2 separate regions of the Homo sapiens genome follow, and region 1 is linked to region 2. The links are chromatin loops, found by intact Hi-C in ENCODE. Cell type or tissue: dorsolateral prefrontal cortex. All regions are shown on one strand. Links, peaks and the distances in the headings refer to the core of each region. The heading gives the core; the rest is flanking DNA.

Region 1 (13,150 bases), core at 1,041-5,040, 390 kb after region 2:
TTTCTGACTTGCTAAGAGAGCCAAGTGATAGTGGCTAGTGATAAGATTGATACATAAATTGCTTTACTTTGAAATAACACTGGAAAACCCTACCGTAGACCTGATCAAGAAAAAAAAAAAAACTCAGGATGCATGTTTAAAGTATAGCTCAGGAAGAAATGGGTTAAAACAAATAGCTGACTCTTTGAAAGGCCAGGGTGTTGGCTGATCCTCCACCAGCTTCTTGGGCACATTGGCTGGTCTGGCTCACTAAGGGAACGTTTATTTACTAGTGAATTCAGACAATCAAAACAGAAATACCCCCTCAAAACAACAGAAAATCATTGCATTTAGAGGGTAAGGGATTTTAACCTAAGTGTATGTTACCAGGAATGATAAAAGAGGTCAGCTACATTTTATTTTGTTTTCTCTCAACCTGGGCAAGTGTATACCAGAACTTTCTCTTTTAAACGTTTTTCCTCATACTCTCTTGTCCTTTTCCCTCTCTCCCAGTGAAGTGTTAAGAATTCGGAGTTCAGTAAATTGTTGCCTGATTAATGAGTTGCCATGACCAAAAGAAAACTTACCACTTTAATAAGTATACCTTTATATCCAAATAAACCTCAAGCTTGAAGGAGCTTTGAAGTGTTCCCTTTTCATGTGCATAATTTATACACATTCCACTTGTGTATCTGTTGAGTATAGTTGGAAATAGGCACCTAAGAGTTGAGAAGTAAAGGGACTGATTAGTACTATACTGGAGACAAAGCCTCTGTGCATTTCTTCTAAAAAGTACCATGTTTGTGCTCCTAAGCCCTATGCTTGCTCGTGAGTGGCTTGGAATGGCTGCAAGCTCCCTAGTGAGTGAGTACAAAGGGTGGGAAGGAATCTAACAGATGTGAGTGGGGAGGAAGTGGGTTCTGACATGCGCTGAGGAATCTGAAACAAATTCATCTTATAAGTCTGCTCAAGGTTGTGTGGGTCTCGCTCAAATTTATTTGAGAAATCCATGGCTTATCCAACTGTGCAGCCTCTGCTGCTGCTTTAAGAATCTCTAAATGCTGTTAATTCTCTGCACGTGCACCGACAACCCAGGATGACTAAAAGTCTAACTGGGAATCACACTTAATTGAGATTAAGAGAGAGATTGATTGCTACCTGACTCTTGCCCTCATCTCAACATTTGAAAGTCTGATTAAACATTCTGTTAGTTAAAATAACACCAAGTGCTATGATAGGTGACATCAAACTTTTGGTAGCATAAGAAAAAGTTTGGGCACGGTGGCTCACGCCTATAATCCCAGCACTTTGGGAGGCTGAGGGGGATAGATCACGACATCAGGAGTTCAAGACTAGCCTAGCCAACATGGTGAAACCCCATCTCTACTAAAAATACAAAGATTAGCTGGGCATGGTGGCATGTGCCTGTAATCCCAGCTACTGGGGAGGCTGAGGCAGGAGAACTGCTTGAACCTGGACCTGGGAGGCGGAAGTTGCAGTGAACCAAGAGCTCCACTGCACTCCAGCCTGGGCTACAGAGTGAGACTCCATCTCAAAAGAAAACAAAAGTTTATTTCTCGTTTTTACAAGGAACCAATGTGGGTATTGAGGCAGCTTTCCACATGGTGTGACTGAAGGACCCAGGTGTCTTCCAGCTTGTGACTGCCGCCCCAGGGTTGACAAGACCTCACTTGAAGTTGGCAGTCTGGGGTTGAGGAAAAGAGTGGAGAAGGCCCACCTGCTTAATTAGCTTCGCCCAGAGTATCACACCACCAACTCGCATTCCAAGGGTGAAAACGAATTGCACGTCCCTGTGCAGATAAGCAAGGGGCATCTGGGAAGTACAATCTTTAGTTGGGTAATCACTTCTCAGGAACAACTATGTGGTGGATGGGAAGCATAAATCTTTCTCACATAGTCATTCTATCACTTTCTGCTTATGCTCACCAGCTTAAGCTGACCAGCCCCTGTTGTATCCCAGCAGGGAATACCAGTTTATTATAGTCAACATTTATTTATCTTTTTGTGTCTTGTCTGTAGTGCATTAAGGATTTTCTGAAGGTGAGCATATTAGATGTTAAGGGTTAGATTTTAAAGCACTTATCAGGCATGAGTTACCTGATCTAATCTCTAGCCTAATCATCCAGTACTTAATTTTTTTTTCCTGGAACATTATTTCCTTACTTTGCAGCAGCATTTATAGCTCTTGCTGCCCTTGGGAATATATATATACACACACACACACACACACACACACACACACACATATATACATATATATATGTTTCATGTTTGTCAGTTTCATGAGCAAGAAGGCTATGTTTATCTTGTTCATTTTACTATAAGACACTACATATTTACTGAGTAAATTGAATTAAAAGCAAAAAATGTGTGATTAATTTTAGTTATATTGGCTTACACAGGTGTTTTGTCTCATGTAAGGTAGGCATTTCAGGACATTCCATGACAGATTTTCAGAGGATAAATGAACTGGGTTTTTACTGTAAAATGTAATCTATCTCCTAGTAGTATCTCAGTGATAAATGTTTAACATTAATGGTAAAGGGAGGTATATGGAGTAACTTATATTTGAAAAGTATTAGGCTAAGGACATTCATAAGTCCTTGTGAATTAATGTCTTTCACCTTTTTTTTTACATTTGTAATGGAAAAAAGGAAATGTGGAAAAGTTTATGAGATATTTGTATATAGTTTACTGAATAATATAAAGCATGTGCCTTTGTAACTACTACTCAGATCAGCAGTTGGAACAATACTATTACTCCATGCCTCCCTCCCTATACTTCTTCTGGATCACAACCTGTTACCTTTCTGCGGTCTTCAGTTTTGTGTTAGCCATTTTCTTGCCTTGCTTGAAAAGTTTACTACCTCTGTTGCATCCTATCAGCTTTACTGCCATCATGGACAATAGGAACATCTCAGTGGCTTACAAAAACAAATGTGTATTTCTTGCATCAATAGGGGCTTAGGATATACTCCTCACATCTCTTCATTCCAGATTCCACATTGAGAGAAAAGTTCCTTTTGGGATTCCAAAGGGCAGTTAGAACTGTTGGAAACTCTTGGAGCCTCTGATTGAAGGTGATGAGCATCAGTCTACTCCTTTAATTGACTCAAGTATGTCACATGGCAAAGCCAAGGAGTTGAAGGGTTGGGGAGCTAGATTCCATAGGGAAAGAGCACAAGTCACATGGCACTGAGTAATACTCTTACAGGAAAGGAGGAGGGAATTCTTAGAAATGTAATATAAGCTATCACACATTCCTAAGCGATACAGTTTGGTTTGGTTTGGTTATGAACATAAATGTAATCTTACCATAAGAATTTTTGGTCTTGCTGCTTTGGCTTAGCATTAACTTTAAGAGAATCATTTATGTTTTTGTGTGAAGGTGTAGTTCATTTTCATTGTTAGGCAGTAATTCATTGTAATATAGTCATCCATAGTAGGCATCCGGAGTAGGCATAATTTATTTACCTGTTCTGTTGACAGACATGTGCTCTGAATGTTCTTGTACAGGTAGCCTGGTGTATGTGTTTCTCTAGGAAAGGGATCTTCACATTTTGTTGCTTGTGTAGCACATCAAAGATTTTTTTTAAACTTTCTTAAATACTGAAAAATTTTCATCTTGTCATAGAATGTAATTTTTGGCACATTGCAAGTATTAACATTTTAAAGTACCAACTGCACATTACTTTTTTTTGCATTACTTTAAAAATGTATCTAAATGTATCCAGTGGAATATGGTATTTATATGATTTGATAGAATCATTCATTTTCTAATGAACAAATTCTTCCTTAGTGGTCAAAGTTCTTATCATTTCTTTTTCAAATTATATTTACATGCCTCTAGCAAAATTTTGTCCTAATGGGTAATACTCTAGAGAGTGCTATTTTCAAGTCTTTTATTAATAACTGTACCACATTTCTTTGTAACAAAAATGTGCATGTAAATTGAAATTTATCTTTTACAATTTCCTCTGACCCCAATATTCTAAGTTCTAAGGGTGTAAAAGTTATTCTGGAGTAAGTTAATTCTGCAGTTATCAATAGTACACAGTTGATCAAAACAAGAAGTATATTAGAAATGTGATAGATAATCGTAACTCTTGATGAGATGGAATTAGATATGGGAGGGGATAATTTATGTTGCTTTCATTAAGGGAATTATTAAATTATTTCTTTGTCCCCAAGGTTTGATGCCTTGTGGCAGTGCACCATAGCAAGATTCTGGATGAGGTGAGGCTTTCTTTGTGAAAGGGATGATGGAGGGAAAGAACCTCAAGCCTGGGCGCATTACCAGCCAGATCACTTTAGAAGTACGTGTGAGAGCAGAGCTGATTTCCATACAGCTGTCTGTCACCATGCACAAAGTTCCATGTTCCTCCTAATCGAAGACCACTGCTCTAGCATACACACCTAAGATTGGAAATTCCTAAGTCTTATGGAATTCATATCAACATCTTTACTATATATTACCAAACTTTCCCAAAGTGGTTTTTCCAAGTGTGAGTTCTCTTTGCCTAAATTTGGGTTTGCAGACTTTAGTTTTTGCCAAGCTGGTGAATAACCAATGGTATCTTATTTTGGTTGTAAATTATATTTCTCTGTTTGCTAAAATGAGAAACTTCTATTCATGTTTATTGTTCATTTGGATTTCTTTTGTAAGGTGCCTGTTCAAATTTTGCCCATTTTCTATTTGTCTTATTGATTTGTAGGATTTCTTTGTATACTCTCAGTTTGAGTCTTCTAGCTTACCCCTTCACTTTTTCATGGTTCCTTTTGATCAATCAAGCTTCTTAATATAATCAAATGTATCAGGCTTTTCTTTCATTCAATAATGCTCTTTTAACCTTTCTCCCAGCTTCTTCAGTGTTATGAAATAGAAAGTGTCTTAGTTTTGAAGTCAGCAATATCTGGGTTTGGATTCTGGTATAGCCACTTTCTAGCAATGTGAAATTGGCTAAGCAATGCTCACTAGAGTAAGTTGTCTAAGCCTTATGTTTGATATTCATTGTTTGTGCCTGGCATTATTATGTGTGCTTTGCATATATTAAACTGAATGCTAACAACAACCCTACGAGGTAGGTACTATTATCATTCCCATTTTAAAGAAAAAGAAGCTGAGATCAAGATAGGTGAGTAACTTGCTCCAGGTCAGTATGGTAGGTAGTGGTAAAGCCAATATTCAAAGCCTGGCACCTGCACTAGAGCCTGAACTCTCCTCCATACAGACTGTGCTTCTTCCTCAGAAACATGGGAATGAGAATACCTTTCTTTTAGAATTGCTGTGAGCAAAAAAATATGTATGGGAAAGGACTTCCCAGCATTTTTAGTACATAGCAGGTTTTTGTTATTTCTGTGAAATGTAGCAGAGTTGAGGAAACAGAACCGAACGGAACACAAACATTAAAGTCTCTTTGCAAAGTCATATGTATTTTTTTTTTTTACAGATAATTGTAGAGCAAATTGAATAATTCTTTTACCTTGTTCAGAACAATGAGTCTTTCTTCAGTATCTTTGGTGTAGGAGACAGATGTTCTCTGAACAACAGACTTAGTATTTTTCTGGTAAGAATAGAAAAAAATCAATTTCTTAGCTCAATCATATAGATTAATTTCTTAATGATCTTGAAGCGTATAGGAAAATATACCCTCATTTTAACCATGTGGCCTAAAAAGGGCCAGAGAAAACAAATAATAAAGCTTTGAATGGAAGTTGGCGTGAAAGACAAAATGCACCAGGCAATAAAGATAATTTTGCTTTAGATATTATAATAGGGAGAATTTTCATTTCTGCAGCAGAATGTGTCAAAGAAATGAAGGAGGCTTGGGGTTTTATAGAGGCAGGTAAACAAGGGAGTCAAGGGGAAGGATGGGGGGGGTCAGTTCTTGGATATGCCAAGGGAGGTGGTTCCTTGAAGTTAACTGTTTCTCACAACATAAAAGGTTTTTTTTTAAAACCATTGCTTTTTCCTGGGAGCACAGGGCTCTGGAAATTTTCAACAATGTCACTGCCTTTAGGAAAGCTAAGAAAAATACGGAATCCTCTACTGTGACAGCAAGGATATGGGTCAGTATCCAGGCAGTGACAATGGTCAAAGCAAATGTGTAACAAACCTAATCAGGAGCCTAATCCCCTAAAGAGATGAGGAACCCAAAATCCAAAATGATTTATAACTTTAACTTAAAGACGGATAGTTCACTGGCCACCGACCAGCTCTTTGCACTTGATTGTAAATCAAGAAATTCAATTAAATATTTGCTCAGCATCTTTTTTTTTTCTAGCAAGTTCTTTATTTTAATTTTAACTTGAAATCAGTGCATTATATTAATAACTCCATTGGTCGTTTGTCTACTTAACAATCTTTGATGATCTTTCCCATAGTGAAATGATCCTATAAAACCATTGACAGGTTCTAAGATTTTTCCTTTGTCTACCCATCCCTACTAACTAGAAATACATTTCTGGGAAGTAGTCTAACAATAATTTCAGTTTTGAAAAGGGTCATGGATGGTAAGGAGACTATATTGTTTAAAGGCCTTTATTGATCCTTTTATAGATTTACTGGAAGTTGAAAACTAGCACAAAGAGGTCCCCTGTACTCCTTCACCTAGTTCTCCCTCATGGTGACATCTTACTAACTATAGTTCAGTATCAAAACATAGAAATTGATGTTGGTACAGTTAATAGACTATTCAGATTTCATCCATTTTACATTGTTCATTTGTGTGTGTTAGTATCTTTAATGCGCCAGACATTGCTTATACTCTGGAATGGAATGTGGTGATACAGACAGTTCTTCAAAACACTTTACACTTTCTTGGGAGGTGTTTGGTTTTGTTTTGTTTTGTAATGTGGCCTCAATTCTCAAACCTGCCTTTAAGATTTCTCCACTTGTCTTAGAGAGTCAAGAATTAAAGTATTCCAACTGCAGTGAATATTAATTAAAGAATAAATATATTAAAGTGGGTTGGAGGCAGGGGAATAACATGTCACTTGTCACATTGAGCCAGCTAGTTAGAATTCTCCTGACGGATGCAAAGGCCTAGGAAGCTTAAGTTCCTAGATAGCTGAGAATCTTTGCCATGAGTGAAAACAATAAGGAACATCACTACCTGGTTGGAATTGCCAAATTTGGCCAGGCGGATCAGTCCTTTCAAATCTAAGTCTCTGTGTTGGTCATTTTCCTTCCAGCAAGGAAGATCCATTATTTAACAGGTATACAATCTCCAGGAAAACCTATGAAAGGTCTGTCAGTATCTTCTGTGCTTTTATAACACATTCATAACACACACACAAAATTACAGTTAAAGTTTCACAAAATACATACACTTATGGGGATATGCTTATTTATTCTTTCATTCATTTTTTTAAAAATTGGTGGTTATTACCTGGTAAATCAATTTCAGGACCGTTGTTTAAAAGAAAAGTCAGTTCAAACAGTAGTAAGAATTGTTAGGTTGGTGCAAAAGTAATTGCTGTTTTTGCCATTAAAAGTAATGATAATAACAGCCTAAAAGTTTTCATAATAAGAGCTACAATTTACTGGCTACCTATTATGTGGTAGGTGATTTTCCAAGAAAATGACCAGTCATAACATTCTTGGGATTCATTCATTCAACACATAGTTATTGTGCTCCTATTTGCTAGGCATTGTTCTAGTTGACAGAGCAGTGACCAAAGCAGGAAAAAAAAAAATTCGCTAATGGAATTTACAGTCTAGCAGGGAGAATGTTTAACAGACACATGAGAAAATCATATTTCATGTCATAGGATGTAAGTACTATGAAGATAAATAATTAGGGAAGGGAGATAAGGAGTACTGGGATGCTAGTTTAAGTAAGATGGTCATGGCAGACTTCTTTCACAAGGTGATATCTGAAGGAGATGAAAGAGAAAGCCGCAGGGATACTGGGTGGAAGAGAAATCCTGGCTGAAGGTGTAGCAAGAGCCAGACCTTGAGGCAAGACACATATTGGAGAATTCAAAGGATAGGACAGTGGAGTTATGATTCAAATGCAAAACAATAGACTCAGGACATTGAGCTCAGGGTCAGACTTAGAGGGTCCTGAACACAGGTCTAGCTGACTCCAAAGTCAGTGCACTTTTACAAATAACCACATGTGCTACTGACTGCTCATCTACTATGTGTCATTTTCCAAACTCTTGCTCTAAATATTTGATGGCCATCTAACGTTTTCTGGTTAACTAAAAGAGTCAAATTACCCCTGCTAGAAATCACATTTCAAAGGAAATTGTCAACAAAAGAAATACACTCAGGACTACAAGCTTTCCAAACATTAATAAGAGGCAAATATGTCTAGTGCATTACTGTTTCAATTAATTAAATGATTAGTGAGATAGCACTGGAGAATCATTTTCACTATAAACGAAATATTTTTTAATCTAGTGTAAGCAGTAAAGTCACTAGAGAGGAAAGTAATTTTTCCAGTTTCCTGATTTAAAAATTTCTTTCTTTACGATAAAACGTGATAGCACCAGAGAGCCTTTGGCATGGCATTATGCACTGTGTAGACCTGATACCCTGAAGCTTTGTATTTCATGTTACCTTTATGAGGCGGAAAGTCTTCACACTGGCCAGATATGTGCTTGTGAAAAGGTTGGGTAAAAACAGTGCAATCATTACAGTGGTTTTTTCCCGAATGGGTTTTTTTTGTTGTTTTTTTTTTTTGCTCATAACTGGTCCTTTGGTGCCCTCTGGTGATACAGCTCATGAAAACAAGTACTAGATCGCTAATTCTCTCTCTCACACTATAGTATTGCCATCTAATGTACACAGTTTACAACACCAAAATGCAGAAAGAAAAATTACCCACAAGAATAATTGTACACTTATCAGTTTATTTAGTCTTGCCTCACATAAAAATTGCTAAAAGCTTTGAGTTGAGAGTGGTAATGTAAGAGAAAGCAATCTCTAACTTTGTGGGGTTTTTTTTTTGTTTGTTTGTTTTTTTAGTTTTTAGAACATGAGACACCTTCTCACTCTGTCACCCAGGCTGCAGTGTAGTGATGTAATCTGCACTCACTCTGGCCTGGACCTCCCAGGCTCCAGCAATCCTCCCACCTCAGCTCCTTGAGTAGCTGGGAACACAGGAAGGCGCCACCCCGCCCTGCTAATTTTTGTATTTGTAGAGATGAGATTTCACTATGTTGCCTGGGCTGGTGTTGAACTCCTGAGCTCAAGTGATCCACCCACCTCAGCCTCCCGAAGTGCTGGGATTTACAGATGTGATCCACTGCACCCAGCAGCAATGTCTAACTTCATAAACTGAGACTATGCTAATCAGTGACAAAGAACAAAATTTTTAAATTTCTAATAGACTAACAAATAAATCAGTCTTACCACTTCTCTGTGCAGATTGCCAGTAAATCTCCTTTCATTGAAACAAGGCAAATAAATTAAACATGGTGAATAACCCACTGACAGAAAGCATGGTATTTTTCTGGGCAATCTGAACTACAAATTGGCTGACAACAGGAAACAGTATGGCCCTACACTACATGATTTTCTATCATTAAAACTATGGAAATATTTTCCTTGTCCTCATGTCCTCATAGATATGTCTCTTTTAAATAGCATAGAGCTGGATTTTTAAAATCCAATCTGGTAAGCTATTTAAATTTAAATTGGTGGTTATAGTGATTAATAATGTAGTTGGGCTTGTTTTGCCCCTCTTATTCATGTATAATGTATTTTTATACTTGTTTTGTTCATATTGTTTTATTTTGAATTAATTGAATCTTTGTCTTTATTTTATTATTTTGTATTCATTGATTTAAAAAATTTTATGTTAACCTTGAAATACTGTCATGCAGATTTAATAAATTCTTAAGCTAATGATTCTTACTAGTTAAAAATGTAAAGTATTAAGAATGTGAGCTCCACGAGAGCTGGGATTTTTGTCTTTGTCCATTGCTGTATTCCCAGAGTCACAGGATCCTTGGGGTGTTGTCGCTTTTCCAGCCAGAAACCTCTGTGGCTGCTGGTGCCTTTGCCCAAGTTTTGCTCAGGCCTGCTGGGCTCATTCTGCCCACTTAGCCTGGCAGGCTGTGCTCGACTCGCGTTACTGGCCTGGATCCCTCACCTGCCAAGGGCAACCCCAGTGCAGAGTATTGAGTGGTGTGTGAGCAAGCGAGTGTGGGGTTCAGTCACTGCACACACTGAGGTACGCCTGCTGTGGTGGGGTGGACAGCTCCAGGTGTTGGCAAGGGTGCTGGCTCCCTGCTAGACTGTGGCTGGACCAGGCATACCACAAGCATCTTCCATGGCTGGCACGGGGGAACATGGTGGTGTCCACAAGCTTGGAGATGCCAGGAACTGCAGACCCCCAATGAGGGCCTCACAGCCCTGGCTTGGGAGCTCCTAGATCTGGGCTCCTCGAAAGGCTGCAGGTCTTCTCTTTTTCTCTCTTCTTTCCTCCTTGTTGCCTGCAATGTGGTGAGCAAGGGGCATGTTTCAGCCCTGCTTGTGTTACAGCTCTTTCAGCCCTGCCATATTTGGCAGTTCCTGAGTTCTTGTCCCATGTCCAGAAAGAATGAGGTATGTGGACAAGTGGAGAGTGAGCAAGGCAAAGAGATGCTTAATTGAGGGACAGAGCAGCTCAGAGGAGACCACAGAGGTAGCTCCTCTCTGCAGCCAGGTCAACCTGTTGTCTGCAGCCCTCAGTGGAGAGGAGGCCCAGAGTTGGTAGCTCCTATCCACAGGCAAGTTGTCCCATCCTCTACCCAAGCCTGGCTGAGTCTGGGGGTTTTATGGGCTTTAGAGGGGAGATACTGCATGCTGACTGGTCCGTGGGCAGCCGTGGGCAGGCCCAGAAAAAGCACCATAAGTTTTCTATCCAGTCTGCAGAACTGATAACCTGACCCCCAGGCTTCACTCTGTCCCTGGCTTGAAGGTGGGGCTTCGCTGGGTGACCTGCTCCTTTGTGCCCAGGAGTGTGTCTACCTCCTGCCACCATCAACCTGCCATGCACAGTGCCCAGGCTGTTTGTGCCAAGGGGTGCCTGTAGGCCCTGCACTGAGCTGCTCTCAGCCCCCACCTCAGCCTCCCTCCTGTGCTTGTCAGTGCCCAAAGTCGGATGGGGGCTGAGGTGGCAGGGGCCTGGCATGTCAGCACTGCCTCAAGCACACACACACACCCAGCTAGGTTGTGACAGCACCCAGGCTCATCCTCAACTTTACTACAGAATAGGAGTGGGTGCCAGAAGCAGGGAGAGGCCAGGCATTGGGAGCAGGCAATTCCAAGCCTGAGGGGGCAGGAGGGTTTCCTGGGCTCTGGAGAGCACAGGTGTTGGGAACAGGCCCCCAAAATCCGGCCATAAACTGGCCACTAAACTGACCATAAACAAAATCTCTGCAGCACTGTGGCATGTTCATGATGGCCATGACACCCATGCTGAAGGTCATGGGTTTACTGGAATGAGGGCAAGGAACACCTGGCCTGCCCTGGGTGGAAAACCACTTAAAGGCATTCCTAAGCCACAGACTAGCATGAGCAATCTGTGCCTTAAGGACATGTTCCTGCTACAGATAACTAGCAAGGCCCATCCCTTTATTTCGGCCCATACCTTTGTTTCCCATAAGGAATACTTTTAATTAATATATAAACTATAGTAACAATGTTTATCACTGGCTTGCTGTCAATAAATGTGTGGGTAAATCTCTGTTTGAGACTCTCAGCTCTGAAGGCTGTGAGATCCCTGATTTCCCACTCCACATGCTATATTTCTGTGTGTGTGTCTTTAATTCCTCTAGCGCCGCTGGATTAGGTCTCCACGCCTGAGCTGGTCTCGGCAAGTGGCGCCCAATATGGGAGGTTTGAAACCAGGTCAAAGGGTCCCCGGAGTGATGGTTGGAGAATGTGGAACTATGCTGGAGGACACCTGAGTACTCTTAAGCAATCCCTATGGTGAGTAAGAAGGGGAGCTCGGAAGCATCAGTGTAACAATGGGACAAGTGTGGGCTCTGGTTCGTTCCACCTTGGAACCTTTTCACACTGATGATGAGGAGAAAGGAGAGTATAATGAAGTAACAGAAGAAGTAACAGAGCAAGTTTGTTTGCCTGCTAAAGCTAAAGTGGCAAAGGAGGGAGAGGTTTATCCCTATCCTTCTGCACCCCCTCCTTATTTTGAAGAAAAAGAGTGGCCTGACCCTCCAGATCTTTCTTTTCTGGAGGATGCTGGGCAAAAAGTGATTGCCCCAGTGACTGTTCAAGCAGCGCCTCAAGCGATCGCTCTCAGTTCTATTCAGGCAGGAATTCAGCAAGCTAGAAGAGAGGGTGATTTAGAGGCTTGGCAGTTCCCTATTAGAATACACCCCCCAGATCAACAGGGAAATATTATAGCTACATTTGAGCCTTTTCCTTTTAAATTACTCAAAGAATCTAAACAAGCTATTAATCAATATGGACAAGGTTCTCCTTTTGTAATGGAACTGTTAAAGAATGTTGCTGTTTCCAGTCAGATGATTCCTACTGACTGGGATGCTCTTGCTCAAGCTTGTCTAACTCTTACTCAGTTCTTACAATTTAAAACCTTGTGGGCAGATGAAGTTTCCATTCAGGCTGCTTGTAATGCCTAGGCCCAACCTCAGATTAATATAACTGCAGACCAACTTTTAGGGGTCGGCGGCTGGGCTGGTTTAGATGCACAAGTGGTCATGCAGGATGATGCCATAGAGCAGCTTAGAGGAGTGTGCATTAGAGCTTGGGAAAAAAATCACTTCAGGAGGAGAACAATACCCTCCCTTTAGTTCTGTCAAACAGGGACCAAAAGAACCATATGCAGATTTTATAGCGCAGTTACAGGAGTCTCTTAAAAAGGTGATTGCAGATTCAGCTGCTCAGGATATAGTGTTGTGGTTATTAGCTTTCGACAATGCTAATCCCAATTGCCAGGCTGCTCTGTGACCTATTAGAGGGAAAGCACATTTAGTTGATTTTATCAATGCCTGTGATGGTATCGGAGGTAATCTGCATAAGGCTACTCTGCTAGCCCAGGCAATGGCAGGACTGAGAGTGGATAAAGGAAATACTCCGTTTCCTGGAGCTTGTTTTAACTATGGGAAGCATGATCATACCAAAAAAGAATGTAGAAAAAAATCAGCGAGTCAGGCTGCCAAATAGGGAGAA
Region 2 (13,150 bases), core at 3,228-7,227:
CTCTGATGATAGTTTCTTTTGCTGTGCAGAAGCTCTTTAGTTTAATTAGCTCCCATTTGCCAGTTTTGGCTTTTGTTGCCATTGCTTTTGGTGTTTTAGTCATGAAGTATTTGCCCATGCCTATGTCCTGAATGGTATTGCCTAGGTTTTCTTCTAGAGTTCTTGAGGTTTTAGGTCTTATGTTTAAGTCTTTAATCCATCTTCAGTTAATTTTTGTATAAGGTGTAAGGAAGGGGTCCAGTTTCAGTTTTCTGCGTATGGCTAGCCAGTTTTCCCAACACCATTTATTAAATAGGGAATCCACTCCCCATTGCTTGTTTTTTGTCAGGTTTTTCAAAGATCAGATGGTTGTAGAAGTGTGGCGTTATTTCTGAGGGCTCTGTTCTGTTCCGTTGGTCTATATATCTGTTTTGGTACCAGTACCATGCTATTTTGGTTACTGTAGCCTTGTAGTATAGTTTGAAGTCAGGTAGCGTGATGCCTCCAGCTTTGATCTTTTTGCTTAGGATTGTCTTGGCTGTACAGGTTCTTTTTTTGTACTATATGAAATTTAAAGTAGTTTTTTTTTCTAATTCTGTGAAGAAAGTTAATGGTATCTTGATGGAGATAGCATTGAATCTATAAATTACTTTGGGCAGTTTGGCCATTTTCACTATATAGATTCTTCCTATCCATTAACATGGAGTGTTTTTCCATTTGTTTGTGTCCTCTCTTATTTCCTTGAGAAGTGGTTTGTAGTTCTCCTTAAAGAGCTTCTTCACATCCCTTGTAAGCTGTATTCCTAGGTATTGTATTCTCTTTGTAGCAATTGTGAATGGGAGCTCACTCATGATTTGGCTCTCTGTTTGTCTGTCATTGGTGTATATGAATGCTTGTGATTTTTGTACATTGATTTTGTATCCTGAGACTTTGCTGAAGTTGCTTATCAGCTTAAGGAGATTTGGGCTGAGACAATGGGGTTTTCTAAATATGCAATCATGTCATCTGCAAAGAGACAATTTGACTTCCTCTATTCCTATTTGAATACCTTTTATTTCTTTCTCTTACCTGATTGCCCTGGCCAGAACTTCCAATACTATTCTTGAATAGGAGTGGTGTGAGAGGATATGCCTGTCTTGTGCCGGTTTTCAAAGGGAATGCTTCCAGCTTTTGCCCATTCAGAATGATATTGGCTGTGAGTTTCTCATAAGTAGCTCTTATTATTTTGAGATACATTCCATCAGTATCTAGTTTATTCAAAGATTTTAGCATGAAGAGATGTTGAATTTTATCGAAGGCCTTTTCTGCATCCATTGAGATAATCATGTGGTTTTTGTCATTGGTTCTGTTTATGTGATGGATGATGTGTATTGATTTGCATATGTTTAACCAGCCTTACATCCCAGGGATGAAGCCAATGTGATTGTGGTGGATAAGCTTTTTGATGTGCTGCTGGATTCGGTTTGCCAGTATTTTATTGAGGGTTTTCGCATCGATGTTCATCAGGGATATTGGCCTGAGATTTTCTTTGTTTGTTGTGTCTCTGCCAGGTTTTGGTACGAGGATGATGCCGGCCTCATAAAATGAGTTAGAGAGGAGTCCCTCTTTTTCTATTGTTTGGAACAGTTTTAGAAAGAATGGTACCAGCTCCTCTTTGTACCTCTGGTAGAATTCGGATATGAATCTGTCTGGTCCTGGGCTTTTTTTGGTTGGCAGGCTATTAATTACTGCCTCAATTTCAGAACTTGTTATTGGTCTATTCATGGATTTGACTTCTTCCTGGTTTAGTCTTGAGAGCAATGTTCAGAAATTTAACCATTTCTAGAAGCTTATTTTCATTTCGATAACAAGTAGCAGACAATAATAGATTTAAAATTATGTACCAATGTCTTTTTCATTATATGTGGTAATAAAGTGCCAAAAAACAAGCTACAAGCTGTTTGTGGCCTAAGATATGCAAAGAATTAATTTTTGTGCTGGCATATACTGTAATTAGAAATTGTTCTGTGCATCATGATTAAACCAGTAACTATGGTAACGAGAGCAGGAAAGCATGAGTGCAAAAGGAAACAGCCCGAGTAAGTCAGGGATAAGCTGCATTTCATCTTTCTTTTTAAGTGTTTGTAATAAACAGAACTATCTATAAAATGCATACTGATTTTTATTCCAATTCTTATCATTCATTTACATAGATTAAAATACATTATTCCTTGAACATATACACACACGTACAAGACAGAACAGACACAGATTATTACCACATATGGAGAGCATACAGCTCTTAACAGTATTATCAGGGGAATACCATTACAATCTCTGCACATCTCCCTCATTTTCATAGGGCTGTATGAAGAAAATGACGGAGCAGAACACTCAAGTAAGAAATCTACAGTTTCTGGCTTTTGCCTTTTGGCCACAAATTTTCAGCAAAACTGCTTGACTCTTAGTGGCATGGACGACAAATTCAGATTAGCAGGCAACAGACATGAATACAAAGGAAACCAGCGCAACACTATTCCTAATAATGCGTTTTGTAGGCTTTACCGACTGCAGTCTTCAACAGACATAAATACAGACGTCTCAGTTTCAGAGACCTCGAATCATTAGTCTTCATGTACATTTTTTTGTTTTTTGTTTTTTGTTTTTTCGGTCCCCAAACCATCAAGTGGTATGAGAAATAATTAGAGCAGTTTCAAAGGAGAAGATCAGTCAAAACTGATTAAAGGTTTAAAAAGTAAGCCTTTTGAGAAAAGGGTGTTTTTTAAAAAAAATTATTCATTGAGGCTAGAAAAGACTCTGTGACGAAGCCAAGTACGTGAGTGTGAACAGCAATTATCTCACTACGGAAAACAAAGCAGAATGAAACAATATAAATTTCAGAAAAACAATCTTAATTTCTGGAATAACTTCTTACTGTACAGATATAAGAAACTGCACGTATCACTAGATAAGCTGTGTAATCTAATTGAATTTATTAAAGGAGATGAACAAGCATCATGTTCTTGTTTAGTACAAACAAATATTTAATTTAGTGTTTCCATAGTAGAGTTTCTCTATAAAGAATTGTAAAACTTTTTAAAACCCCATCTGAAACAGAAATAAATACCACCTGGTATCACTTATAAGTGGGAACTAAGTAATACGCACCCATATTACTCAGTTGTAAATAATACACACCCATATTACTTAGTTGTAAGTAATACACACCCATATTACTTAGTTGTAAGTAATACGCACCCATATTACTTAGTTGTAAGTAATACGCACCCATATTACTTAGTTGTAATATAACTTATAAGAAACATGTTATATAAGTTGCAAGTAATATAACTTATAAGTAATATAAGTTATAATATATGTTATAAGTAATATAACTTATATTACTTGTAAGTTATATTACTTATAATTAAGTAATACGGGTGCATATTACTTACAACTCAGTAATACGGGTGCATATTACATACAACTCAGTAATACGGGTGCATATTACGTACAACTCAGTAATACGGGTGCATATTACGTACAACTCAGTAATACGGGTGCATATTACGTACAACTCAGTAATACGGGTGCATATTACGTACAACTAAGTAATACGGGTGCATATTACTTATAACTAAGTAATACGGGTGCATATTACTTAGTTCCCACATATAAGTAATGGACATAGAGAGTGAAATAATAGACACTGGAGACTTAGAAGACTAAATGTGTAATGTACGCTATTTGGATGCTAGTTACATTAGAAGCCCAGACTTCACCACTATGCAGTATATCCACGTAACAAAACAGTACTTGTACCCCCTAAATCTATAAAAAATCTATAAATTTATAAAAATTAAAAAAATTAAACTTCATTCGAATGTAAAGTTAATGAGGAAGTTAAATTATTTCAAAGATTACAAATTGAGTATCAACTAAGACAAGGCACCAAAAACAACTGAGTGTTTCAGGAAAATTTTTAAACAAATAACACTGATTAGTTAATGTTCCTATCATCTTCCATTCATTTATTCATTGTGCCAACCAATATCAAGCACCTGCCTTGTGTGAAGCACTGTTCTAGGGTCTGGGTCACAATCATGAAAAGATGCATAAATCTCTGTGTCATGTAGCTTCCATTCTTCTAAGGGAGACAGACAAAAACTAGTAGAAAATAAATTACACTATTTAGATGATGGTAAGAGTTCTGGAGTGAATAAATGGGTGATGTGATGAAGATGAACTGTCAAAGCCTACTTTTCTAGGTGGGTCAGGGAAGACGTTTTTGAGGCAGGTGGTCCATAGAAGCCAGCGATGTGAGGCAGAGCATGTCAAGAACAGGGAACCGCAAGCACAGCTGTGGAGTGTCCGAGGGATAAAGATGGCAGCAGCCCAAGCACTGTGGGCAAGGGCAGGGCAGGACGATGCCAGGCTACAGAGGTGGGCAGAGGACAGACAATTGGGGCCTGGTAGAGCATTCTGGGGCTTGGATTTTTAAAATGCCTTTATCCTACCATCACATTTCAGTGTTTCTGATTTGGGGAGTGATTTATAAGAAAGGTGCCTTTAAGAAAAACCAAAATATGCTTATTCACGCACAACTTCTGCTCAACTTCCTGAGAGGAAGCCAAAACTGGAGATTACTGCTGTACTGGAAGCCAGATCAAAAAAGAAAGCAAAATCATTTAAGAGCCTGCATTTGAAAATGCTTCATTTATAGGATGAAATGAAGTGTGTGTGGCTTTCTTATTGCTTTCTTCAAGCCTAGATATATTAATCATCATCTTCATTAAAATCCATTTGATGCCATAAAAGGACCAAATAATTTTCTTTCTAATTTTCAGAAACTGAGTGCTGTTATATAATTTTAAAATCTAACTACAGAGTCTTTAAAAAAAAAAAAACACTAGCTCGAATTTCCTCAATAATTCTGGCTATTCGTTTTTCAATTCTTATGTGTTTATTTTCCATTTGAACATTTAGCATTAGAAAATCTTCCTGTGATTTCCACAGCAACCACTAGAGGGAAAACTTCGACTGAAGAAAGTCATTTAAAGACACTATCTTAATAATATTTCTTAAGTACAATATTAAGTATAATATTTCTTAAGTCTAATATTCTTAAGAATAATATTTAAGTCTAACATTCTTAAGAATAATATTTATTAAGTGTAATATTCTTAAGAATAATATTTCTTAAGTCTGAAGAACTCAAAAATAATGATGTCTTCAAGATAAAATATTATAAAAGCACATCATAAATCCCACATGCATTTTCAAGTTATTCCTGATAATAATGAGCATTTGTGTTGTAATACGTATTCTGCAAATGTTCTTGCATTCATTACCTCATTTGTTTCTCCAGATGAATGGCTAATAGAGCAGGAACTATGATCACTCAGCTAAAATAAAAAAACACAAATAATTTAACCAAAGACACCCGACATTTTAATTGCACAATCAATATTACTACTGAGGGCTGAGTATATTTTTCAAGTACACTATGTTGTCTCCTCACTACTTTTTTCAAAGAAAATATGAAAATATTGTGTTCTCAATTTCCTCATCATATTCTAGATTTTTTAGTAAAATACCTAGAACACAGTAGGCACTTGATAATTAGTGAATGTATGCATGCATTCATATATGAATAAAAAGATGAATGAAGGAACAAAGCCCTACTTTTTTTCTATGCAACACTATATGCCAACATAGCACCTAGCAATAGCAATAGCAATAGCAATAGCAATGTGTTTTCCAAACACATCCCATTTCAGAGTTAGTAAATGCAGAGGACACCTGAAGATAATACTTGCAGCTTAATAAGTGCTACAGAGAGGACATGTTTTTGTGATTTTTTGCTCCAATATTATGATACCCTCATGTTATAGACAGGATGTGTCCCCCTGAAAGTTCACATGTTGAAATCCTAACCCTCAAAGTGATGGTATTAAGAGGTGAGACCTTTGGGAGGTAATTAGGTCATGAGGGTGGAGCTCTCATAAATAGAATTAGTTTCCATAAGAAAAGACATGAGAGAAATGATTTTTCTTTCCTTCATAGAAGAATACAATGAGAAGATGGCCATCTGTGGGCCGGGAGGAGGGCCCTCGCTGAGAACCTGACCATGCTCACACCCTGGTTTTGGACCCCCAGCATCCAGAACTCTGAGAAATAAAGGTTTGTTGATTAAGCCCCACAGTCTATTGTATTGTGTTACAGCAGTCCAAACTAAGATGCCACATCTGATTCTACCTCCTTTACATTGTTTGACTTTTGAATATTTGAACTCTAAAATTATGATCAATCCATCAAACTTTATATAATTCATTATCGTAACTCAAAAACACAAATATATCATATGGGTTAATACAACCACATAAGAAATCAGAAAATGCTAACTGGAAGTGAGAAGAATTATAATTGTGATTCTGTCTTTTCCTTCTGCAGGAATCCTGAAACACTGGCCACAAAGTTATGCTATGGACTCATGCCCCTACGCAGTAAAATAACAATGTTAATACTAACTTACTATCAATTGTTACTAGATTGAGCAAAGAACAATCATTAAAATGCCATAGATCCTTGAAAACAAGCAATAATTTCCTGATAAAGATGAGATACTTTTCTTATTCTACCAACAAGACTGCATTTGGTGGTAAGTGTGTGTGTGTGTGTGTGTGTGTGTGTGTGTGTGTTGGGGGGATGTGGTGGAGGGATGAGGTAGATTTGGATATCTCTTTTCCCACAGTTGAATTCCCTTCCATGCAACTAAGAAATCAAAAAAAGCTCCTAAAATGAGTAGCTAACTTAAACATTCACAAAATATTTTTAAAAGAAATACTCAGAAATATCAAAAGGAGTTATCCATGGGTAGTGTGATAAGAAGTAATTTTAATGTTCTTTTTATGTTTTTATGTAATTTCTCATTTGTTTGCAATGAAAATATGTATATCCTTTTTTAACAATTGGGAAAGTTTTTTCACTAAAAGTCAAGTTTGTTTATTTTTGTTGTTGTTTTTGGTGGTGGTGGTAGAGACAGGGTCTCATGGCTGTGTTGCCCAGGCTAGTCTTGAACTCCTGGCTTTGAACTCTTAACTGCAAGTGATCCTCCTGCCTCAGCCTCCCGAAGTGCTAGGATTACAGACCTTAACCACAACACCTGACCAAAAGTCAAAGTAATATAAATTTTACATTACATCTTAAAATCATCATTAACTGTGTTTGGCATATATTTTATGTAAAACAAATATGAGTTTGTTTGATTTTTTATCTAAGAAACTAAATAATCAAGGGCTGTTAAGCTGAACCATAGCTAATACTCCTTGCATCTTCTTATCAAGAGCTAACTTTAGTAAAGATTCCTTCAAATCAGTAAATAAATGAGGTTGTCTTTGGCTGATACTTTCAGAGTCCTCAGAAGTTTGATTTTAAACTCATGAAAAAGATAAAGCTGAACCGACAGGCTTTACAGTCTTGTTCATTCTTCACATTTAGTACATTCCTTGAATAGATGGTATTGTCAACAGCTTGTTTAAAAATTGTCTGATATCTGCGCTAAGTTGTTTGGATGACAATTCATGAAACCAAATAGAAAATAAACACTGTAGCCTTATGAGTTCTCACCACATATTTTCAATAAATTTTACAAGTTCATGAGTGAAGAAAGATAAAGTTCTTAGTAATCAGACAATGTATAAACACCAATGGATCACAAACATTTTTGTAAAGAAAATAAAGTAAGGACACCCTCAAAAAATCCTAAAAGCACACAAAGTTCTCCATTAAGAAAGCAATTCATTTTGCAATGAATATAAAGGGAAACAAAATTATATACACTTTGACAAAGTTAATATATTTCTTTCTACTGTATTGTGATATTTTAAGAACTCTATGGCCCATCCAAATGCAGATGTGTAGTTACATCATTAGAAAAGAATAAATAAAACTTTATTAGCTATGGGTCTAACAGAGTCTCAATGAGACATAATAGATGTTTATTTTTATTCAATTTTTTTACATTATTTTAATGGCTTTATTAATTAAAATAATTACAAAAGTGCCATTGATTCCTAAGACAAGACATTCCAAGCACATAATATGTTCTATACAACTGGATATAATTTTGAAATGTGAAAATAAGAATATAATACTTGTGAATTATTTCCAACTTTCAACAAAACTTAAATATTCCAGGTTTAACCATGACTTTCCAGGAAAGGAATTGCAAGATGATGTCTGGTTATTGAAACGTGCTTCAAAAGTGGAAAAAAGTAGCTTTGGGGGAGTTTTTACATTTAACTTTACTCTCAAAAGAACCTAGGACAATCTGCTGCAGTCAACAGATTGGGCAGTGCTATTTTTTGCTGTGCCTGAGTGTGCTGGCAGGGGAAATGAGGGGACAAAGTCCTCACTTACATTTAGAGAAATGTATTATTTTCATGAAAGTATTTTTAAATGACACACAATAGTTCTAAATGTCATGATATTTCTTGTCACCTTAAATGATTAATAGCAAGAATTCTATTATTCCTACAGAAATTATCAGCCATAATTTCAACAATGTTAATTTCTGAATTATCAAAAATATTTAGTTGAGTAAGAAAGTAGAGCTCTGAAACTAAAAATACTTACAGGAGCAGAGATAATACTAAATGTTAAAATATAGTATTTGTAAGACTTTTTTTTTTCTCCCATGAATATTTAGAAAGCCTTTTTGGTTATTTCAGGCTTCTGTTATACTGAATGCCACCCATTCCAAGTGACCACTGGGAAAGGGAATTTCATCTCTGCAACCTAGAAATTACTACTCTTAAATACAACACGTCGATAAATAATTGGAAAGCTTCATCTATCATCCTGCCTACTGAACTCCCCATGGAATGAAAAACGTCACCTTCTCAAGATGCTTATCTGCCCAACTGACCCTGTAACAAGCCATTTTTCTTTATAAATAGTATTTCATGTGAAAATACTACTTTTAGTAGGAAAAATGGGTGGAAGAACCATACATTATGATTTTTTAAATCTGTGGATATAGAAGTGAAGATGGAGATAAAACAGTAAAAATAGATATTGATTCCCATGATGTCCATATGATTAGGCCATGAACAGACAGAAAAGGAAAGAGAGAGGATAGAGTTGGACAAGCACTGGCCTATAAGTCCGAAATTTCTGGATTCCATCCTCATTACCTCTGACGGCGAAATAATCTCTTGAGGCTTCAGTGTCCTTAACTAAAAATGAGGGGAATACCATCTACCTTGAAAGGCTGTTGAAGCAATGAGGCTTTAGGCATTTAAAGCAACTAGAATACGCACAGTTAATAAGTAATAGCTAATAAGAAATATGAATGAATTGCAACAATTTTCTGAAAAAATATCTGGATTTATCCCAGAATTATATAGCTTTATACAAGTCAAGGCTTCTTCACATTTATATTACCTGGGTAGTTAATGGTATTGGTTAATGCGGAGCGTGTTTGTGAATGAGATAAGACTTAAACTGGTAAACTTTTCATAAGCAGATTGCCCTGCATAATGAGGTGGGCCCCATTCAATCACTTGAAGGCCTGAATAGAAAAAAAAAGACCAGCTTCTCTGAACAAGAGGGAATTCTCCAGCAGTCTACCTTCCAACTTTCCCTACACCATCGGCTCTCCTGGGCTTGCAGCCTGCTGGCAGCCATGCTGCAGACTTTGGACTCACCAGCCTCCATAATCATGTGAGTCAATTCCTTATGATAAATCTCCTTCCACACAGACACACATTCTGCTGATTCTCTTTCTCTGCAGAACCATGACTAATACAGTGATATTACAAGGCCCAGGTGACCAAATATCTCAGAGACAAGTAACTAAAACAAATACCTCAGAGACAAGTAACTAAACTTTCCTTTTCAAGAGTCAAAAATCTGTTTGACTCTTGAGAGTCTTTGACTTTTGAGAACATTCTTTTATGTTTGAAATATTCAAGTTAAGATACTATATTCCTTAAGAAGCTAGGAGAAGTTCGTTTCTATGTACACTTCAAAGCTAGATGTCCAAGGAGTCTAGTGGAGTTCTAAGCTGCATAATGGATTCCCATGATGGATTGTAGCTTAAGGTAGTGATCTCAGAATGGATGTCCCCAAAGCAATGGAATTAACATATTATTCAGTTATTTTCCCAGTTGCCCATTGTAACAAGGAGCGGAGGCTACAGTACCTCCACCTTCTTAGGGTAAGGATTGTTGTAAGAAAAAATTTTAAATTCTTCCATTTAAGCAACATGTAACTAGGAATATTAGAAAGCATTAATCCATTCACTCATTCCAGAGATATTTTTGTGTACATCTTTCCTGAAAATTTTTGTAATACATTTTGTCCCAGAGCCCACAAAATCATATAATAAAATAGATAATGAGCCATCCTGTCCACCAATGAGTCCAGTCCTGGTGTATTACAATGCCCAAAGAAAGCAGAAATCCGGTGGGGGCATGGGAACTTGGGCCTGTAATCTCAGCACTTTGGGAGGCTGAGATGGGAGGATCCCTTGAGCCCCACAGTTCAAGACCAGCCTGAGCAACATGGCAAAACCCCATTTCCACTAAAAATATAAAAATTTGCTAGGCATGGTGGCGCATGACTGTGGTCCTGACTACTTGGGATTGCTTGACCCCAGTGGGTAGAGGCTGCAGTGAGCCAAGATCACACTACTGCTCTCCAGTGTGGGCGACAGAACAAGACCCTGTTTTTAAAAAAAAAAAAAAAAGGAGAGAAAAAGAAAAGAAAAACAGAAATCCCCTTGCCTTAAAAGTTAAATAATGGGAATGTTCTACTTTGATTCAAGAATAGAGCATGCATGCATTCTACATATCTAAAATCCTAAATTTTATAAAACAAATAAAGAAATCAAAGGGCAGGGAAATTTTATTCTATATCAAACTGTTCCAAGAATTTGATAGTTTTTGAAGCTGAAAAACCTATAAATACACTGTGTTGGAACCTCGGCTGTATCATGACAATTTTCCACAGAGAAGTAGTCTAAGGGAAAGTAATTTGTGTAATAGATGTGAAAATGACTCCGGAAATAGCATTTGCAGACCTAAACTGTATCCATTTTAAGATATGTAGTACAAAGAATTAGGAAGAATGCACTTTCTAACCACAAAAAGAGTAGCCAATTGCCTGTAAAGCAGTGTATGGCAGGGATTTAATTGATATTTGCATGTCATTATTTTTAGTTAATATAGTATTATTGCTTTGTTTATTATGACACATTACACAACTTTGAGTTCTGCAGGACACATGGCAGACTTATAATGTATATAAAAACTACCATGGAGGTCGGGCGCAGTGGCTCACACCTGCAATTCCAGCACTTTGGGAGGCCGAGGTGGGCGGATCACCTAAGGTCGGGATCGAGACCAGCCTGACCAACATGGAGAAACCCCGTCTCTACTAAAAATACAAAATTAGTCAGGCATGGTGGCACATGCCTGTAGTCCCAGCTACTTCGGAGGCTGTGGCAGGAGAATTGCTTGAACCCGGGAGGTGGGGGTTGTGATGAGCCGAGATCGTGCCATTGCACTCCAGCCTGGGCAACAAGAGCAAAACTCCATATCAAAAAATAAAATAAAATAAAATAACTACCATGGGAACTATTAAAATTGAGTTAGAAATGTTAACCCAGTTGGTTTAAAAAACATCTTTTTTTTACAGTCCTGAGAAATGCTGACAGCACTGATCACTGGGTGATAGAAATTTGTTCAATTACATGTCCTTAGCTTTTCTTCCTGGCCCGCTCTATACCTTGACTTTTCCTAGAGGGCAGTATAGTCTAGGGCTGAGCTGTCTGAGAAGGTAGACACTAGTCACATGTGGCTATTTCAATTTGAATAAACTAAAATTAGATGAAATGTAAATGCCTTTGCTCAGTTGTGCTGTTCACAATCCAGGTGCTCAACAGTCACTTGTGGCTAAGGCTCTGGTATTGTACAACAGAGATCTAGAACGTTTTCATCATCTCCATGAGTTCTACTGGACAGCACAGCTCTAGTGGCTAAGGGTGTGGCCCCCGTGGCTAGGTTGTATCAGTGCGAAACCCGGCTCAAGCACTTTAGAACTGTGTAAGCTTAAATGAGTTTCCTTGTCTTTCTGTGCCCCAGTTTCCTCACCTGAAAAATGAAAACACTATTAGAGTTTTAATTAAAATGTGTAGAGTACTGAGGACAGTGGCTAGCAAATAATATATACCACACTGAGTTTTGTCTATCATTTTTCCACCCGAAGAGTCAAGCCAAAGCAAAAGTCTTAAGAGGTCTAAAGAGGAGTGAATCTGAGATGATGAGTTAGACCATCTCTGGAGAGACAATGGAAGTCATCATTTCTGTTTTCCTTTCAGTGAGGTTGCACCCGTGTCTTAGCCTTTGTAGTCCAGCTACATCCCTTTCACAGGGCCTCATATCTGTCTTTTCCATGGGTCTTAAACATGATTTGGACTTGGAGTATTTTCTACATATCTAGGGCAAGAGTAGAACTTTACCCTGGCTGCCTGATGGCAAACAGCCAAACCTTGTAGTAATGGAACAAAAGAGAGATAGCCAGGGACTACAGTAAATTAACAGCAGTGCTGAGAAGGTACTACAGGCGCTGTGAGGGCCTAATAATACTTAAGTCAAAGGACCAGACAATGACCTCAAACACAGATAAAACACCCTGTGTCTACTTGAGAATCCAAAACAAATTCCATGATTTTTCGTAAGAGTCCTGAGAAGTAGAGATGAATCACCCTATTCTCCAAAACACAATACCTGGAAGAAAAGTCCCTTGGCCTTCGCCACATAGATAATCCATGGCTGGACGAAGCCTGCACTTGACCTCTGGACTTTTCAAGCCAGTGCTGGAGATGAGAAGCAATTCCATCTGTTCCAACAAGCCCACATACCACACCTGTTACTGGGGTCCATGGGAGAAAGGAAAATCTAGTAAGTTCATTTGAAGGGGTAGCTTATTTCAATATGCGGTGTCCTTTGCTTTATTCAACAAATATTCAATAGCAAATATAGAATATGTTTACAAAAATAGAAAATGGTAGACTATGGAACCAGGAAACTCACATTTAAATCCCAGCTGCATAAGTTTCTAGCTTAAATACTCACTTCTTGGGATTTTAGTAGGACTGGAACAAGCTAATACATGTAAAGCATTA

The links. A loop is a pair of places that touch in the nucleus more often than their neighbours do. Peaks named below come from ENCODE experiments on the same cell type or tissue, not always from the same donor. Only the 100,000 strongest peaks of a DNase experiment are listed, where the experiment ranks them.
Region 1: it touches region 2 in a loop (4-fold over the local background); 59 of 110 quality-filtered maps call a loop at or near these places.

What each region holds. Positions count from the first base shown.
Region 1 is chr4:176,332,431-176,345,580 of GRCh38, forward strand. No RefSeq gene overlaps it. Among named protein-coding and RNA genes, the nearest start is that of SPCS3-AS1, 18 kb to the left of the region's middle. In dorsolateral prefrontal cortex, for the core only: no CTCF peak of the experiment used is centred there; no DNase peak of the experiment used is centred there.
Region 2 is chr4:175,942,336-175,955,485 of GRCh38, forward strand. It overlaps LOC107984113 (a long non-coding RNA gene), which reads right to left. Exons shown (of 4, transcript XR_001741924.3): 3 at 5,310-5,363. It also overlaps a transcript of GPM6A not described here. Among named protein-coding and RNA genes, the nearest start is that of WDR17, 120 kb to the right of the region's middle. In dorsolateral prefrontal cortex, for the core only: a CTCF peak has its summit at 4,969 (motif pointing right); no DNase peak of the experiment used is centred there; H3K4me3 peaks cover 390 bases; H3K27ac peaks cover 1,017 bases.